Regions from separate parts of the Homo sapiens genome. Here region 1 is linked to region 2. Evidence: chromatin loops called from intact Hi-C (ENCODE). Cell type or tissue: K562. All regions are shown on one strand. Each heading gives the region's core, and the rest is flanking DNA. Links, peaks and the distances in the headings are about the cores only.

Evidence for each region. Hi-C counts contacts between places; a loop is a spot of excess contacts. Peaks named below come from ENCODE experiments on the same cell type or tissue, not always from the same donor. Only the 100,000 strongest peaks of a DNase experiment are listed, where the experiment ranks them.
Region 1: it touches region 2 in a loop (5-fold over the local background); 4 of 110 quality-filtered maps call a loop at or near these places.

What each region holds. Positions count from the first base shown.
Region 1 is chr1:50,869,510-50,877,509 of GRCh38, reverse strand. The region is part of intron 1 of FAF1 (Fas associated factor 1); the gene reads left to right. Among named protein-coding and RNA genes, the nearest start is that of FAF1, 87 kb to the left of the region's middle. RefSeq lists an enhancer at 3,559-3,853. In K562, for the core only: a CTCF peak has its summit at 3,775 (motif pointing left); DNase peaks (open chromatin) are centred at 3,689 and 3,969; H3K4me3 peaks cover 396 bases.
Region 2 is chr1:51,291,522-51,302,151 of GRCh38, reverse strand. It overlaps TTC39A (tetratricopeptide repeat domain 39A), which reads left to right. Exons shown (of 18, transcript NM_001297663.2): 12 at 419-580; 13 at 5,982-6,073; 14 at 7,641-7,761. It overlaps LOC124904177 (a long non-coding RNA gene), which reads right to left and starts at 7,646. Exons shown (of 2, transcript XR_007066082.1): 1 at 6,664-7,646; 2 at 936-1,306. RefSeq lists a silencer at 857-906 and an enhancer at 3,729-4,371. In K562, for the core only: CTCF peaks have their summits at 2,726 (motif pointing left), 5,159 (motif pointing right) and 5,633; DNase peaks (open chromatin) are centred at 5,171 and 7,081.

The sequences.
Region 1 (8,000 bases), core at 1-8,000, 420 kb after region 2:
GATATTTTTACCTAATGTTCTTTTCTGTTCCAGGATGCCATCTAAGATACCACATTAGATTTAGTTACTATACTTCCTTAGGCTCCTCCTTCTGTGTTAGTTTCACAGCCATTCCTTGTTTTTGATGGCTGACAGTTTTCAAGAATACTGTTCAAGTATTTTGTAAAGTGTACATCAGTAGGGATTTGTCTAATCTTTTTCTCATGATTAAACTGGAACTATGGGACTTGGGAAGGAAGACCACAGAGGTAAAGTACCATTTTCATCACATTATATTTTAACATGACTTAGCATTGTTGATATTGACCTTGATCACCTGACTGAGCGTTGTTAGGTTTCTCCACTGTAAAGGTACTCTTTCTCCCCACTACCTGTGCTGTCGCCCTTGGGAAGGAAGTTACTATGTGCATCCCATACTTTAGGAATAGGAAATTATACTCAACCTCCTTGAGGGTGGAGTAGCTACATAAATTATTTGAAATTCTTTTACATAAGGAATTTGTCTCTTCCCTGTTTATTTATTTATTAAATCATTTATTTATATCTATCTGGACTCATGGATATTTATTTTATAATTTAGGTTGTAATTCAATACTACTTCACTTTGTTGAAATGTTTTAGCTTTTGGCTGGGTGCGGTGGCTCATGCCTGTAATCCCAGCACTTTGGGAGGCCGAGGTGGGCGGACCACCTGAGGTCAGGAGTTCAAGACCAGCCTGGCCAACATGGCAAAACCCCATCTCTACTAAAAATACAAACATTAGCCAGGTGTGGTGGTGCTCCTGTAATCCCAGCTACTCAGGAGGCCGAGGTAGGAGAATCACTTGAACCTGGGAGGCGGAGGTTGCTGTGAGCTGAGATTGCGCCACTGCACTCCAGCCTGGGTGACAGAGTGAGACTCCATCTCAAAACAAAACAAAACAAAAAAACAAATGTTTTAGCTTTGGCCATTGGGAGTTCAGTTAGCTTTATATCCCTTTGACGTATTCGTTTGTCGTATCCCCATCATTAGTGTACGTGTGTATGTATGTGTGGTGTTTACATTTGAACACTTACTTGCATTCTGGCACTACAAGGTGTTCCAGGTTCGTCTTGTATATTGCCTTCCTAATATCAGTCCTAGAATTAGCCATTTCTACAAGGAACACTGGTTCCTTTTATTGAACAGTGGTATTAGAAAATAAGATCTGGGTACTAGGTATTCTTGATTTGACCTACTTTTACTTTCCAGAACGTACCTTAATTTCATACATCTGTGTCTTTGGCCATAATGTTTTCTCTGTATGGAATGTTCTCCACCTTTTATTTGCCTGACGTACTCCATTTCATCTTGAGAAGCACGAAGCCTGCTCAAGTACTGTGTCCTCTGGAATGCATACCTTTATTTTCTGTAGGTCATTTACTGTCTCTTTTTAGTCGTTTTACACATTTTACATACTATTATAGCACATATCCTACTATAGTATTGTTTACATGCTTTTGTCCTCTTAGACAGTGAGCTGCTTCAGGGCAATAGTTGGAGCATTCTTATTTGTTAAAACACAAAAACACACATACGAAATTAAACCAGTTGTCTTTTTGAGGAAAAGGATGGTAGTGATAGTTAAAGGAGGATTTGAATGACTGGTTTTATCAAAACTAGAGTCTGGGGAGTTGGGGAGGTATTGGTCAAAGGATACAAAATTTCAGTTAGGGGGGTAAGTTCATGAGCTGTATTGTATAACATGATGACAGTACTTAATAAGAATGTATGTATTAGAGGCTGGGTGCAGTGGCCCACACCTGTAATCCCAGCACTTTGGAAGGCCGAGGGGGGTGGATCACAAGATCAGGAGTTCGAGACCAGCCTGACCAACATGGTGAAATCCCGTCTCTATTAAAAATACAAAAATTAGTTGGGCATGGTGGCAAGTGCCTGTAATCTCAGCTGCTTGGGAGGCTGAGACAGGAGAATTGCTTGAACCTGGGAGAGGGAGGTTGCAGTGAGCTGAGACTGTGCCACTGCACTCCAGCCTGGGCAACAGAGTAAGACCCTGTCTCAGAAAAAAAAGAAAAAAAGAATATATGTATCATATTTTTGAAAGTTGGGTAGAGAGTTGATTGTAGGTGTTCTCACCAAAAAAATGCTAAAATATGTAGGGTAATACATATGTTAGCCCCATTTAGCCATTCTACAATGTATACATATTTCAAAACATTATATTGTACGTGATAAATATATTCAATTTTTGTTAATTAAAATATATAAATAAAACAACAAACCCCCAAAATCTACAGTCTGAAAATAAATAAAATGAAATAAATAAGAAATAAATGAGTATAGGGACAGCTGGAAACCATTACTTTTGTAACAAAACAATAGATTCAGATTGGTATGATTTATAGAATACTTTGAAAAACAAAAAAATTCAGTATTCTTTAATATGAATTCATATATAATGTAAAAATATAAAAAACATGGTGGTATAACTTTCTCACACTTCTGGGAAGGGAAGAAGGAAAAGAAATGAGATACCAACTTGGGCAACATGGCAAAACCCTGTCTCTACAAAAACAGAAAACGAAAAACAAAGATTAGCTGGGCATGGTGGTCCATGGCTGTAGTCTCAGCTACATTACAGGCTGAGACAGGAGAACTGCTTGAGCTCGGGAGGTTGAGGCTGCAGTGACCTGTGACTGCACCACTGCACTCCAGCCCAGGTGACAGAGTGAGACCCTGTCTCCAAAAAAAAAAAAAAAAAAAAAAAAAAAAGAAAGAAAAGAAAATAAGATGGAGAAGGGATGGAGACTTAAATCATCTATAAACATTTCTGACTTTTTTAGAAAGTGGGTTTGAAATATATAGGGCAGTTGGCTGTGCATGGTGGCTAATGCCAGTAATCCTTGTGCATTGGGAGACTGAGGCAGGTGGATTGTATGAGACCAGTACCTCAAGACCAGCCTAGGTAATAGTGAGACTCCATTTCTACGAAAAGTAAAGAAATTAGCTGGGTTTGGTGGTGCTCGCCTGTAGTCCTAGCTACTTGGGAGCTGAGGTGGGAGGATCACTTGAGTTTAGGAGTTCAGTATTATAGTGAGCTGTGATCACACTACTATACTCTAGGCTAGGTGACAGAGTGAGACTCTGTCTCAAAACAATAAATTAAAAACATATAGCAAATATTAAAATTATGAAGTGTTGATGGAGGGTATACCAGGGTATGGGATGGTTTTATTTTTATGTTTAAGAAATTAGTTTTAAGACAGAATGAAGAAAATAATAAACAATAGACTTTCAAATGGTCTGGTAGACTGAAGACCCTCTTTAATACTAAATAAAATCAGCCAGTAGAATAAAGTATTAACAACAAAAATACTAAATATGGTCAAGCTAGAAAGCAAAAATAGACAATTGTCAGGTACTAGAACCAAAAAGGGAAATCAGTGTCATTGCAATGGTTTTATCAGAACCTCCCAGACTAAGCCCCAAATTTTGGGTCTCACATACCCTGCATCATTTCTACAGTTGCTTTCAGCAACTGGCCCTCTCAACTGGATGTAGATACTAGGGGCTGAAGACTGGTCTTATGCCTGGAGATGAGATATAAGACCTCTGTTCTCTAGCAATGATGCAGGGTATGCGAGACCCAAGATTTGCTTAGCCTGGGAGGTTTCTTGGCTTTGCACAGAAAAGAATTCAAGAATGAGTCAGCAGTGAAACACAGCAACTTTATTAAACTCACACTGCCACCTTGCGGAGCAGGGCTAACCTATAGGCAGTGTGCCGAGAGCCCTTGTGGGCTGTTGGTTAATAATTTACACCCACTTTTAATTACATGCAAATTAAGGCACAGGTTTTTCAGAAATCCCTAGAAAAGGAGTGGTAACTTCTGAGTTGTGGCATTTGTAAAGTATCATGGTGTTGGTCGGAGTATCTTATGCTAATGAACAATGAGTGTCACTAGAGGTTGCTTTTGGCGCCATCTGCAGGTTCTGGCCATTTTCTTAAGTTTGTCTTGCCCAGATGGGGAAGTAAGTCCTGCTGGTGTCTTGTCATACAAGGAAGGAGCTATAAAAGCCTGGCGTGTACATTTCAAATAATGTCTAGTAAAATTTTCGTGAAGATTCAGGGAAGCAGTAAAAAAGGTGACCATTTACCCAGGGCCATAGGGGAAAAAGGCATCGTTAGCCTCAAAAAGTGAGAACTATTTTAGGCTCAGTTCCCGACCAATGCGGTAAAGTAGATATCTGAATAAAGTGAGTCACTAATTTTTTGGTTTCCCAGTGCATATAAGTTATATTTACACTATTATGTAGCCCATTAAGTGTGCAGTAGCATTATGTCTTAAAAAGAAAAGCATGTACCTTAATTTTAAAACACTTTATTGTTAAAAAAAATGCTAATTATCACCTGAGCCTTCAGCAAGTATTAATCTTTTTGCTGGTGAAGGGTCTTGCCTCAACGTTGATAGGTGCTGACTGATCAGGATAGTGGTTGCTGAAAGTTGGGGTGGCTCTAGCAATTTCTTAAAATAAGACAACAATTACATTTGCTGCATTGGTTGGCCTTCTTTCATGAGAGGTTTCTGTGTAGCATGCAGTGCTGTTTGATAGCAATTTTTTTTTTTTTTCCAGACGGAGTTTCGCTGTTGTTGCCCAGGCTGGAGTGCAGTGGCGCAATCTCGGCTCACTGCAACTCCGCCTCCCAGGTTCAAGCGATTCTCCTGCCTCAGCCTCCTGAGTAGCTGGGATTACAGGCACCCACCACCACACCCAGCTACTTTTTTTTGTATTTTTAGTAGAGATAGGGTTTCACCATGTTGGGCAGCCTGGTCTCGAACTCCTGACCTCAGGTGTTCTGCCTGCCTCGGCCTCCCAAAGTGCTGGGATTATAGGCATGAGCCACCGCGCCCAGCCTGTTTGATAGCATTTTACACAAACTAGAGCTTCTTTCAAAATTGGAGTCAATCCTCTCAAACCCTACTGCTGCTTTATCAGTTAAGGTTATGTCATAGTCTAAATCCTTTGTTTACATTTCAACAGTGTTCACAGCATCTACATCAGGAGTAGATTTTCATCTCAAGAAACCACTTTTTTTGCTCATCCATAAGAAGCAACTTCGTATCTATTCAGGTTTTATCATAAGATTGCAGCAATTCATGCATATCTTCACACTCCACTTCTAATTCTAGTTATCTTGCTGTCTTCACCATATCTGCAGTTCCTCTGCTGAAGTCTTGAATCCCTCAAAATTATCCATAAGGGTGAGAATCAACTTCTCCCAAACTCTTGTTGATGTTGATATTTTGACCTCTTCCCATGAATTATGAATGGCATCTAGAATGGTGAATCCTTTCCAGAAAGTTTTCAGTGTACTTTGCCCAGATCCATAAGAGGAATCACTATCTACAGCAGCTATTATAGCTTTATGAAATGTATTTTCTTTTTCTTTTTTTTTTTTTTTTTTGAGATGGAGTCTGGCTCTGTTGCCCAGGCTGGAGTGCAGTGGCGCAATCTCGGCTCACTGCAACCTCCGCCTCCCGGGTTCATGCCATTCTCCTGCCTCAGCCTCCCGAGTAGCTGGGACTACAGGCGCCCGCCACTATGCCCGGCTAATTTTTTGTATTTTTGGTAGAGACGGGGTTTCACCGTGTTAGCCAGGATGGTCTCGATCTCCTGACCTCGTGATCCGCCCGCCTCGTTTTTCTAAATAACAAGACTTGAAATTCAAAAATAATCCTTGACCCATGAGCTACAGAATCGATGTTGTGTTAGCAGCCAGAAAAACAACTTTGATCTCTTTGTACATCTCTATCTGAGCTCTTGAGTAACCAAGTGCATTGTCAATGAATAGTAATAGTTTGAAAGGAATCTGTTTTTCTAAGCAGTAGGTCCCAGAAGCTGGGTTAAAATATTGAGTAACCCATATGGTAAAGAGATGTGCTGTCATTCAGGCTTTGTTGTTCCATTTAGAGAGCACAGGCAGAATAGATTTAGCATAATTCTGAAGAGACCTAGGATTTTCAGAATGGTCAATAAGCATTGGCTTCAGTTGAAAGTCACCATCTGCATTAGCCCCTAATGAGAAAGTCAGCCTGCCCTTTGAAGCTTTGAAGCCAGGCATTGACTTCTCTTTTGCTGTGATGATGTTTTCTTCCAATAGAAGGCTGTTTTATCCACATAGAATGTTACTACTGCTGTTTAGTGTAAGCATCTTCATCAATTAGCTAGGTCCTGAATAAAACTTACTACAGCTTCTACATCAGCACTTGCTGCTTCACCTTGCATTTTCATGTTATGGAGATGACTTCCTTCCTTGAACTTCTTGAGCCAACCTCTGCAAGCTTCAAACTTTTCTTCTGCGTGTCCTCACCTGTGTCGTAGAATGTAAGCAAGTTTGGTCCTTGCTCTGCATTAGGTTTTGGCTTAAGCAAAAGTTTCGACTGGTTTAATCTTCTATTCAGACCACTAAAACTTTCTCTATATTAGTAGTAAGGCTGTTCTGCTTTCTTATTATTTGTATATTCACTAGAGTAACACGTAATTTCCCTCAAGAACTTTTCCTTTGCATTCACAATGTGGCTATTTGGTGCAAAAAAACCTTGCTTTAAGCTTATCTCAACTTTCAACATTTCTTTCTCATTAAGCTTAATCATTTTAAGCTTTTGATTTAAAATGAGAAACATGACTTGAACACTTAGAGGCTATTGTTGGATTATTAATTGGCCTCGTTTCAATATTGTGTCTGAGAGAATAGGGACTCCCAAGGAGGAGAGAGATGGGGAACTGGCAGGTCAGCAGAGCAGTGAGGACACATACAACATTTATTGATGAAGTTCATTGTCTTGTGGGCATGGTTTGTGGCGCCTCAAAACAATTACAATAGTAACATCAAAGATCATAGATTACCATAATATATATAATAATAGTGAAAAAGTTTGAAACATTGCAAGAATTACCAAAATGTGACACAGAAACATGCAATTAGCGTGTACTATTGGAAAAATGGTTCTGATGGACTTGCTCGATGCAGGGATGCCATAAACCTCTAATTTTTTCTTTCTTTTTTATTTTTGAGATGGAGTCTTGCCCTGTCACCCAGGCGGGAGTGCAGTGGCGCAATCTCGGCTCTCTGCAACTTGTGCCTCGCGCGTTCAAGTGATTTTCTTGCCTCAGCCTTCCGAGTAGCTGGGACTACAGGCACATGCTGCCATGCTCAGCTAATTTTTTGTATTTTAGTAGAGACGGGGTTTCACTGTGTTGCCCAGGCTGGTCTTGAACTCCTGAGCTCAGTCAGTCAGTCCGCCTTGGCCTCCCAAAGTGCTAGGATTATAGGCGTGAGCCAATGTGCCCGGCCCCTTCAATTTTTTAAAAATGCAATATCTTCACGGTGCTGTAGAGTGTAATAAAATGTGTTTGCTTATACAAAATTCTGTCAAATGATTAAGATTGAATTCATGCAAATTAAAACTGGTCTAGAACTAATGAAGTCCATAAAGTTCAGCAAATGCATGTACAGGAAACACTTTATAAGGATACCATCATAATGCATGGTATGAAAATAAATCTTTCTGAAGATGAACTCAGTTGTTAGACGTTATATACCACAGGAGAAGCCACAATCACATTCAGCAGATGCCAAAATCATAGAACTAACAACTTGAGAACTGGTAACAAAGAGACTTTAAGGTAGATATGTTTAAAATATGTAAAACTGTAGAGAATAGAACTTATAAGCCAGAAATAGTGAAAAAATAGAATAGATTGGATTTTATAAAGAATCTAAAAGTACATCCTCAAAGAAAAAACTCTATACTAGGTAGGTAAATTGGAAAACTATAGGTTTAAAAAAATGGTATAGAAGATAAAGTAAATCATCACTGTACAAATTTGTATAGAAAATTTAAAAGATGACATGGAGGCTAGAATGAGATGCACCTCCATGGCAAGTAGGAGCTCTGAAAGAGCAGAATTGATTATGTAGGAGAGATAATATTCAAATGAATAAAAGTTGAGAATGTC
Region 2 (10,630 bases), core at 1,311-9,310:
TGCCTGGGATTTTGACTGGGAGATATAGGACTGCAGCATTGCAGTGGAGGGAGGTGGAGGGAGGTGCTTGAGGGAGGCAGAGGTTAGGAAAGCCCATCTGTTTAGGGCATGACGATTAGGCTGGAGTCTGGTACCTCCCCTCCATTATAGCTCTCTCCTGCTCTTTCATTTTGTTACTAAAAACCAGAGTCCTAGGCGGGGGCTGTATTTGAGCCCAACGTCATGTAAGACTTAGGAGGTAAAACCAGGACTGGAGGCCAGATCTCCTGGCTCCTGGGGCCCCACCTGAGCCTAGCACAGGGCTGGACCACTATGCCCTGGAGGAGTCCCGGTCTGCTGTGGTGTTGGGAGGTTCGGAGGATGCAGAGGGGTTGGGGCTGGGTGGGCACCCGTCAGGCTGACCAGAAGGTGCCTGCAGGCCATCCGGCGTTTCGAGGAGTGCTGTGAGGCCCAGCAGCACTGGAAGCAGTTCCACCACATGTGCTACTGGGAGCTGATGTGGTGCTTCACCTACAAGGGCCAGTGGAAGATGTCCTACTTCTACGCCGACCTGCTCAGCAAGGAGAACTGCTGGTCCAAGGTGGGCTGATGCCACGTGTTAGGGGCATTGGGTGACCAGGGCTGACTGTGTGCCTCCAGACCACGGGCCAAATCCCTAACTGAACACAGATGTCTCAGCTGGAATCTAAACATAACCTTAAATTCTAATAGGACTCAGGCTTGGAAGGAACTAAAGACCACAAGAGAAACTTCTGAACCACAATGTGTCACAAAGAGATTTCTAGTCACAAAGGACAGAAACATGGCTCCCTCTGTCCAGTAGAACTGTTTCTGTGGTAGAAATGTTCTACTTATGCACTGCCCAAATATGGTAGTCACCAGCCACATGTGCACAATGAGCACATGAAATGTGCCTAGTGCAACTGGGAAACTGATTGTTTTCAGTTTTATTTAATTTTAATTAACTAAATGTTAAATTTAAATAGCCATGTAGGGCTTGTGGCCACTATATTGGACTATGCAGGTCCAAAACACAAAAGGCTCATATAACTGAACATTCTTGGCACATCCGACTTCAGGTAGGGCTGGATCCAGGAATTCAAATGATGTCGTCTGGCTTGGTCTTTCCATTTGTGGCTGTGCTCTCTCCTATGACATCTTTGTTTCTGCTGCATCTTTGCAGGAAGGTTCTCTCCATGTGACAGGCAAGGTGGCCACGGGCTGCTTCTACTCATATCCTCCCCTTGGTTTCAACCAGAGTCCCACAGTTTGAGCCTCACTGGTCTGACTTGTCACCTGCCAATGCCTGGAACAGAGGGGTGGGAAGATTCCTCATGGGCTGAGAGTAGGAGAGGGGTGGTTCCACAGAAGAAAATGATGCACCCAGAAATAGTGGAGGGATTAACAAGATGCCATACAGGCAAAACAAAGCCAAACAGATGCCCGCCTACCAAAGATGAAATTTATCATGGTAAGTATTGAAATAAGTGTTAGCTTGTACCATCATAGTAATGATAGTGCAGAAATTGGAACCAAGAGTCTTACAACCACCTAGCTCAGCAAACGTCTAATCTGTTATTTGTAAATACACAGGACATGTGTCTTCATGGCTTCATCCCCTGCCCATAGCAGACATTGCTAATCAATCCTCTGCCATGAGCCTAGCTGTGACCTTAGATACCTTCCCTGCAAAGCTCCAGGCAGCCGTTAGAACTGACCCACATTGGCACCTGTTAGGAGACCTGTCATCTGCATCTGGTCCCTCCCCCTCCTCTGCATGGAGGTCTCTTCCGTAGCCCTGCCTGGGGACCAAGCTGAAGGGGAATTCTCTGGGTCTGGGGCAGGTGGGGCTGGGGAAGGGAGCAGGCTTCTACTGAGCTCTCAACATGTCTGGCACCTGTCATGTCCTCCACACCACACCCAGTGAGGAGAAGTTATTATCTCCATTGGGCACATGAGGGCCACTGATGCTAAGCGAGGACTGTGACTTTCCCACCCACATGGCTGTTGGTGACAGACACCGGATTTGAGGACAGTCCTGTGTGACTCAGAGGCCTCTGCTTCTCTCTTGCTCCTAGAGTCCTCCTGAGGAGTCGGGGCTTGCCCTGAGCCCACCCTGCTGTTGAAGGTGCTTCCTCAGGCCCAGCTCCCATGGCCCCCACACCCCCTCCTCATCACCTCCTACTCCCAAAAAGGACAAAGCCTCAGGGAACCTTTTTTCTTTTTTTAGAGACAGGGTCTTGCTATGTTGGTCAGGCTAGTCTTGAACTCCTGGGCCCAAGCAATCTTCCCACCTCTGCCTCCTAAAGTGCTGGGATTCTGGGCCTTAGGGAACCTTTTTGAACTGAAAGTGACTCTCGAAGCCTTCCTGTAGAGTGAGGTGGGTGGCTGGGGCTAACCATATGGGGAAGGAGAGACCTGGTGGGGGCACACAGCTGCTATATAGAGGAACAGAAGGTGGGCCAGGCCTCCCAGCTGTCAGGAAATCTGGCTCAGTCCCCAGACCGCTGTGTGGCTTTGGGGTGGCCAGTCCCTCTCTCTCTGCAACACTCTCCTCATGAGGACTTCTGTGAAAAATGGGGGTTGTAACCCTCTGAGTTCTGGGGCCCCACCCATTTCTAATCTCCAGAACTTGGCCACCACAGACTCCACCAACTTCTAGTCCTGGGGCCTGGGCCTCTGGCCATTGCCATAGGCACCACCTGCTCTGTGCAGGCAGCGCCCCCCTCTGCCAGGATCCTCCGAGGTCAGCTGCTGGGTCTGACCCGCAGACCCTGGCTGAGCGACGGATGAACGGAGTATGCAGACACAGGCTTGCCTGTCAGCAGATGGGGGACCCCTGCCAGAGTCAGCAGCGGCCCCCATAAGCCTGCCACGCTTGCATTTATTTAGTACAGATGTAATGACAAAGGCCTAAAGCAAACTCCATTTGTGGGTAATTAACATTGTCGCCCCCCCAGAAAGAGCAGTCCTCCGCATGATGATTAAAGGCCAGGTTCCGAGGCCTAAGTAAACCAACTTATCTAGATCAATTCCCTTACTTCTTGTTATCTACTCTGAGAGAATTCAGCTGCCTTCAGCCAAATCCTTTCCCGAAGCTTTTGCAAAACCTCCGAGCCTTCCAAGGTTTGCTTCTTTCTGTAATTTTTCTCACCACCCTGACCTATCTCCTGCAGTCAGCCCTGTGGAGGCCTTTGTGTTTCCCCCAGTGCTGGCAGCCTAGAGGCTGAGATGGCCAGAAACAAGGTGGTGACAGTGGCGTGCTCAGGGCTTGGGAAACCCAAGGAGCTAAAGGCATGCCCAGGCAACCAAAGAGGACAGGAAGGCTTCTGAGGAGAGACCTCTGAGGTGGGTCTTGGAGAGGAAGGACTTAGGGAGGCAGAGTGGAGGAAGTGAGAGGACACCCCAAGCCAAGAGGGCGGCAGGACCAAAGGCTCAGAAGCCAGGGCGCTGCAGAGGGGCTGTGTGCCACAGGGTGAAGAGTTTGTGTGGCAGAAGGGCAGGGGGCTTGCATCAGGGGTGACAGCTGCTCTTTTGTCCCAGCATAGCCCCTGTACATCCCTGGAGAGCTGGGGCGTCCACAACTCTAAGTCACAGCCCCCATCCTAACCCTGGTGGTGCAGTGAGGGTGAGCTGTCTGTGGGCAGGAGGGAAGACTCTTGGAGATGAGCCTGGTGAAGGGATAATGGCATCCCGGGCCGAGGAGCAGCACAGGCAGAGGCCTGGGGAGAGTTTAAGGAGTGTAGGGGAGGAAATGGCAGAAGATGAGCCAGAAAAAGAAAGGTTAGGGCAGGTCCTGGAGGACATGAGTGGCTGTTTGGGCTTTATCCAGCAGTGGGGGAGCCTTGGCAGGCTTGTGGCTTAGATAGGTGCTTTAGAAAGCCCACCAGCAGTTGCTGGGCCACCCCGCTGGCTGGGTCCTGTTCTAAGGCAGGAAATACAAGCATGAGCAGGAAAAGACCCCCTCAAGGCTCACGTCCTAGTGGGGAGACAAGAAACACAGATGGGCAATATAACACGATGTCTGGTTCCAGTAAGTGCAGTGAAGAACAAGCGAGGCTGGATGCAGGGAGTGATGGGAGGGGCTTTGTAAGGGGAGGTCGGGGGAAGCCTGTCTCAGAGGACACCAGAATGGAGCGCAGGAGCAGCACGTGGCAGTCACATGGCAGGCCGTTAGGGCAGAGGGAGCTGGGCAGGGCACAGCAGGGCAGGAGTGTGTTTGATGTGTCCTGGGAACCGCCCTGAGGCCGTCGTGTGGCTGGAGTGCTGCAGGTGTCAAGGAAATTGTAGGAGATGTCTCCTGAGTGTGATGGAATATAACCAGATTTCCAGAAGGAACTGACATGATCTGACTTAAAAAGGTCAGTGTGCGAAATGGCTTGCAGGGGACAGGAGTGGGAGCAGGGAGATAGGAGACAATGTGTACCAGGACAGCAGAAAGACATCCCGGGTAGCCTGGAACAGGGAGACGGTGTGGAGATGGTGGCAGTCCGATAATGAGAGCCGTAGGGCAAGGCCAGCAGGATCCTAGAGTGAGACGGGAGGTAAAGTCACCGGGACTTGGTGTCTCCACGTCAGGGGCAGGGGAAAGGGAGAGGACAAGGGTGACCCGGGAGGTTAAAGATGGGACCGGGGCCAGACGCAGTGGCTCATGCCTGTAATCCTAGCACTTTGGGAGGCTGAGGCGGGCGGATAGCTTGAGGTCAGGAGTTTGAAACCAGCCTGGCCAACATGGTGAAACCCCGTCTCTACTAAAATATACAAAAATTAGCCTGGCGTGGTGGTGCATGCCTGCAGTCCCAGCTATTCAGGAGGCTGAGGCAACAAGAATCGCTTGAACCTGGGAGGCGGAGGTTGCAGTGAGCCGAGATCGCGCCATAGCACTCCAGCCTTAGCCTGGGCGACAGAGCGAGACCACATCAAAAAAAAAAAAAGATGGGACCGGGAACAGATTTCAGGGAGGGAGACTCTTCCCGCCGTGGCCCACGAAGACCAGCTTTCCCTCATGTTGTGAAGGGCGGGCTGAGGCCCCGGCATGGGTGGGGCTGCCAGGTGGAGGCCGCTTTCCGCCTGCTTTAGGCAGGACTCCCGGATGTCCGGCGCCTTTTCCTTTCCACCCTTTCTTAGCCAGGAGGCAGGAGCTGTGGTTCGGGGCTTGGCCACTTGAGGGCAGCACAGAGCCAGGCTCCTGTCTCAGGACTTCTGAGGAAGGGGCGTGGTGTGCAGGGAGGACTGGGTGGGGTAGGGGGTCTCCCGCAGGGCCACGGTTTCCCTGTCAGGGCTGGCTGTGCATTTAGTGGGCAAGGTGCTGGGGTTGACTCCCGGCTCTGCCCCAGTAGCTCTGGGGTCCCAGGAAGCAGAGGTGGGGTACGGACTCCTTTCTGGCATTGGCTTTGGGATCAAGCGAGGTGCTGGATGTGGTGTGCCTGGCACACACAGCAAGGCAGTTAGTTCTACCAGGGTGGCCCGAGCTGACCCGACCCAGGCCCTGCTCACGTTTCTGGCTCAAGCCTCTTCTTTTTACAGCCCGTGCTTCATCCTCCTATTGGTAGTCCACACACATCCTGCCACCTCCTGGCTTTGCTCAGCCTCTTCCTCCTGGCTGGAAGGCCTGTCTGGGGCCTCAGGGAATTTCCCCATTGCCCTTCAGGGGCCCACTGTGAAGCTGTTGCTTCCCGGAAGCCCCGAGTGCGCCCCTGTCCTTGTGTCTCTGCCGCAGCCCCAGTCTGTCCTGCCTATTACTAGTTGCATGGGTTCTTCTTGCCACTGCTTCAAGTGGAGAAGAAGGTGGCTGCTTTGACATGGGTTGTCCTGGATTCAGGTCTTCAAGTTGCTTCAGCTTCTTACCTTCATTTCTCCCCTGGGGCTTGGAGACAACGGGAGCTCCTGTGCTGGGCCACGTGAGGTCCGTCTGCAGATTCCAGCCCGGCTGGGGCTGGAGGAGGGCTGCTCACACCTGGCTGTTGCTCTGTCTCGCACAGGCCACCTACATTTACATGAAGGCCGCCTACCTCAGCATGTTTGGGAAGGAGGACCACAAGCCGTTCGGGGACGACGAAGTGGAATTATTTCGGTGGGTCCCACATCGTGCTCCCACTGTGTAGGCCACTCCCACCGTGTAGGCCGCTATGGACAGACCAGCCAGGCCACCCTGAGCTGTGGGCACTGGGGAGGGAGGAGTAGGGTGGCTCCCTGCCCCCACCCGCGGACTGCCCCCCCTGCGTGTCCTCCCCTCCCATCACCACCCCATGCTGCTGCTGCTGGTGGTTGGAGCCCTTTGACTTTCTTCAGAGGCTTTCTTTCACAGAAATGGTTTTGCTAATATCGTCTTCCTCCGAGTCTCTTTCATGTGGACAGTAGGACAGATGTGGCTCCAAGGTCCAGGGAGGGAAGGTCTTTCACTCTGCTGAGTTAACCTGAGACACTCAGAGAAGCACAGTAGAGAGCTGACAGTCGGAATCGAACAAACAAGAGTAAACCCAGCCTCTGCTTGTTCTTAGCTGTGTCACCTTGGACAACTTCAGCATCTGTAAAATGGGAACAACAACCTCCACCTCGCAGCACTGTTTTGCAAATCAACTAGATAATAAATGTTAAGAGCCTGGCGCATAGAACTAGGAGCCTAGAAGCTGCCCACTAAGTGGTGGCTGTTTTCATTCTTACCTGTACCACCGTGTTTGCTTCCTATGAAGTGTCTTTAGAGCAGAGCTCAGCCTTGGCAGGTGGAGGATGGAGCTTAGAGCCTTCCTCCAGTCTTGGTGAGGTTGAGCCCAATTTGCAGACCCAGAAATGGGTATAATATGAGCCTCCTAGGCTACTGTTGTCACAATAATAGGGCATTTATCACTTACAGAGTGTCTGCTACTACAGCAGACTCCATGTCCCCCTCTCAGATGACTCTTCCAGAAAGCCTAGGAGGGCAGGTGTCATTACCTCCATTTTAGAGATGAGGAAATTAAGGCCAAGAGAGGTTCTACAGTGAATAAGCAAAGGAAGAGTTTGGGGGGACCTCACACCCACATCCAGCTGTTCCCTGAGCCTAAATGGCTCAGGCCTGAGGTCACAGCCACACCCGGTGACTGTGGCAGAAATAGGAGGAGGGTGGGATGGAGCTGGTGGGTGAGGCCCCAGATGTGGGGGCGTGCCTGGTGGCATACCGCATTTTGCTCTGCCCTTGGAAACAGCTGAGAAGGCCAGAACTCGCGAGGCAAGAGTTAATTAAGGGTTTGAGCTGTTTGGTCTTGGGTAGGTCCCACCCTTTCTCCGAGTGTTGGTCTCTCCTGTGAAATTGGGGTTAAACTTCTCTTGGATCCTCCCCAGAAATGGAGCCTGGGAGTGGAGGCGATAACTAGGAGGCAGGGCCGGCCCAGGGGTGTTTGGCACACTCTCATCTCTGCCAGCTGGCGGGGAGGAACCCCTTGCCCAGCCATAGGAAGTGGCCAGGTCTTGGGGCAGGGTCTCTAAAATTATAGCCGCAGGCTATTTCAGACCTAGAAGGCTCTTTAGAGTCTAACACTGTCATTGTGCAGATGGGGAAACTGAGGCCCAGAGAGGCGCCAAGCATAGCTGGGTAGGCTGGGGACCCTCTGCCCTCTCCTGCTCTTTTTCATCCTCTCCCACCCTCCCCATCTCTTTCGCAGAGCTGTGCCAGGCCTGAAGCTCAAGATTGCTGGGAAATCTCTACCCACAGAGAAGTTTGCCATCCGGAAGTCCCGGCGCTACTTCTCCTCCAACCCTATCTCGCTGCCAGTGCCTGCTCTGGTGGGTAGGAGGTCTGGACTGGCGCTGCCCTCCGGGTATAGGATTGTGGGGATTCACTGAGAGCCACAGCCAGGGGGAGGTGGATGAGGAGAAAGACCTTCATGCCTCAGGGGCCTGGGGAGGGTTTCACAATTCACCTGGGAGTCTGGCCCAGCCCCTGCCCCTTAGAGAGGGTCCATTGGGGCTGAGAGTGGAGAGACAGGCAGGCTGCAGATAAAAGGCAGAGAGGGACACCCTCCTGGACAGAGAGCCCCATGTCCATGTGCCCAGGCAGCGGCATCACCCGGCTGCCAGTGATCCCAGCCTGTCTGCTCCAGTCTTGTCACAATGATTATAATTGTTTTCACGGTCCCCCTCACTCGGCCAACCTTTTCACGTTATATTCAACTCTGAACTCACATAATAGCCAACATCGTTATCGAGCACTTGCTATATTCAAGGCTGCCCACACCCATTGCCTATTGCCTGATTTGAGACTCACATCAACCCTCTGAGTAGGCGCTGCTGGTGTCTCCATTTTACAGATGGGGGTAATAAGGCCTAATAGATTAGTAGAAAGATCAAATAACTTGCCCAGGTCACACAGCTGGTGAGTTGGAGTCAGAATTTGAACTCAGCAGTCTGGGCCCACAGCCCATATTCTGAGCCATGGTTGTGATGCTAATTCTATGCACGATTTGAGTAGGCATCAGATAAAGTTCCAGCTTGCTAAGAGTCCTTGTTATTCAAGTAGTAAGGGAGCCAGAAAAGTAGAAGGAAGCCTGCTTGAGAGACCTTTTTCTGGTCCTGGCTGTACTGTTCATTAACTGAGTAGCTTTAGGTCGGTTCCCTCTTCCCCTTATGTAAAATGGGTATAATAATAGATTCCTTTCCCATTTTACAGAGCAGTTATGAGTATCAACGAGGAAAATGTGTTAAACACTTTATAAATTGAAACGGTCAATATTTATATAGTTTGATTTAGCACTTACAACCTGAATATTTCTAAAGTTTTAAAATATTTTATGGTTTAAAATATACCATAGGCCAGGCATGGTGGCTCACGCCTGTAATCCCAGCACTTTGGGAGGCTAAGGCAGGCAGATCACCTGAGGTCAGGAGTTAGAGACTGGCCTGATCAACATGGAGAAACCCCACCTCTACTAAAAATACAAAATTAGCCGGGCGTGGTGGCGCATGCCTGTAATCCCAGTTACTCGGGAGGCTGAGGCAGGAGAATCTCTTGAATCTGAAAGGTGGAGGTTGCAGTGAGCTGAGATCGTGCCATTGCACTCCAGCCTGGGCAACAAGAGTGAAACTCCATCTCAAAAAAAAAAAAAAAAAATACAGTAAAGCTATTACTATCAAGTGGAGCAGGAGGATATTGTAGGAAGGGCAAGGGCAGCAACTATACCAAAAACTTAGGGGAGAATTTCCCAAACTGTAATCTGCAAAATACTGTTTATGCATTAAATGATTTATGTGATTAAATACATTTGGGAAAGACTGGCCTAAACACAGTTTATATACTATAGGCTTTCTTGGAGTCTTTATATATTAATCTAAGAAGAAGTTTAAAGATATGTTTTTTCTCTAACTTATTTGGCCACAGAATCATTTCTAATTTTTATTTATTTCGGGGGAAGGGGAGAATCCTTTTTTAAAAAATGAAACATTTGCTGGCTGGGTGTGGTGGTTCATGCCTGTAATCCCAGAACTTTGGGAGGCCAGGGTAGGTGGATCGTTTGAGACCAGGAGTTCAAGACCAGCCTGGCCAACATGGTGAAACCCCATCTTTACAAAAAATTCAAAATTTAGTGGGGCATGGTGTCCTGCATCTGTAGTCCCAGTTTCTTGGGAGGCTGAGGTGGGAGGATCGCTTGAGCCCAGGAGGTCAAGGCTACAGTGAGCTGTGATAGTGCCACTGCACTCCAGCCTGGGTGACAGAGTGAGACCCTGTCTCTAAAATAAAATAAAATAGAATGAAACATTTGCTAACTTGGGACCACAGAACAGTTGAGAAATACTGGTCTAAACTGAAATTCCCTTCCTAGAACATAACAAGAACCACAACAATAATGTCTTTCTAGAACTTTATGGCTACAAAGTGTTTTCACATCCATTATCTTCTTTGATAGTTTAGGAAATGCTCATTTAAGCAAACACAGTTACTATGAATGAAAGTTTAGTACTATTATTTTATTTTATTTATTTTTAAATATTTATTTTAGAGGTGGGGTCTCACTCTGTCATGCAGGCTGGAGTGTAGTGGTGATATCAGCTCACCACAGCCTCAAACTCCTGGGCTCAAAGGATCCTCTCACTTCAGCCTCCTGACTACAGGTGTGCACCGCCATGCTCAGCTACTATTTTTATTTTTTTGTAGAGATGATATCTCACTGTGTTGCCCAAGCTGGTGTTGAACTCCAGGGCTCAAGAGATCCTCTAACCTCAGCCTCCCAAAGTGCTGGAATTACAGGCGTAAGCCACTGCATTCAGCCTAATTTAGTATTCTGAGCTTCCTGGCAGTCGAGGCAAAAACAAACAAACAAAAGGAACCAATAGCCTGACAAAGACATGGTGAAAAGAATTTTTTTTTTTTTTTTGAGATAGAATCTCACTCTGTCACCCAGGCTGGAATGCAGTGGGGTGATCATAGCTCACTGCAGCCTAGATTTCTTGGGCTCCAGCGATCCTCCCACCTAAGCCTCCCAAGTAGCTGGGACCCCAGGCTTGCACCACCATGCCTGGCTAATTTTTTTTTTTTTTTTTTTTTTTTTTTTGGTGGAGATGGGGTTTCGCCATGTTGCCCAGGCTGGTCTTGAACTCCTGAGCTCAAGTGATTATGATCCACCTGCCTAAGCCTTCCAAAGTGCTGGGATTACAGGTG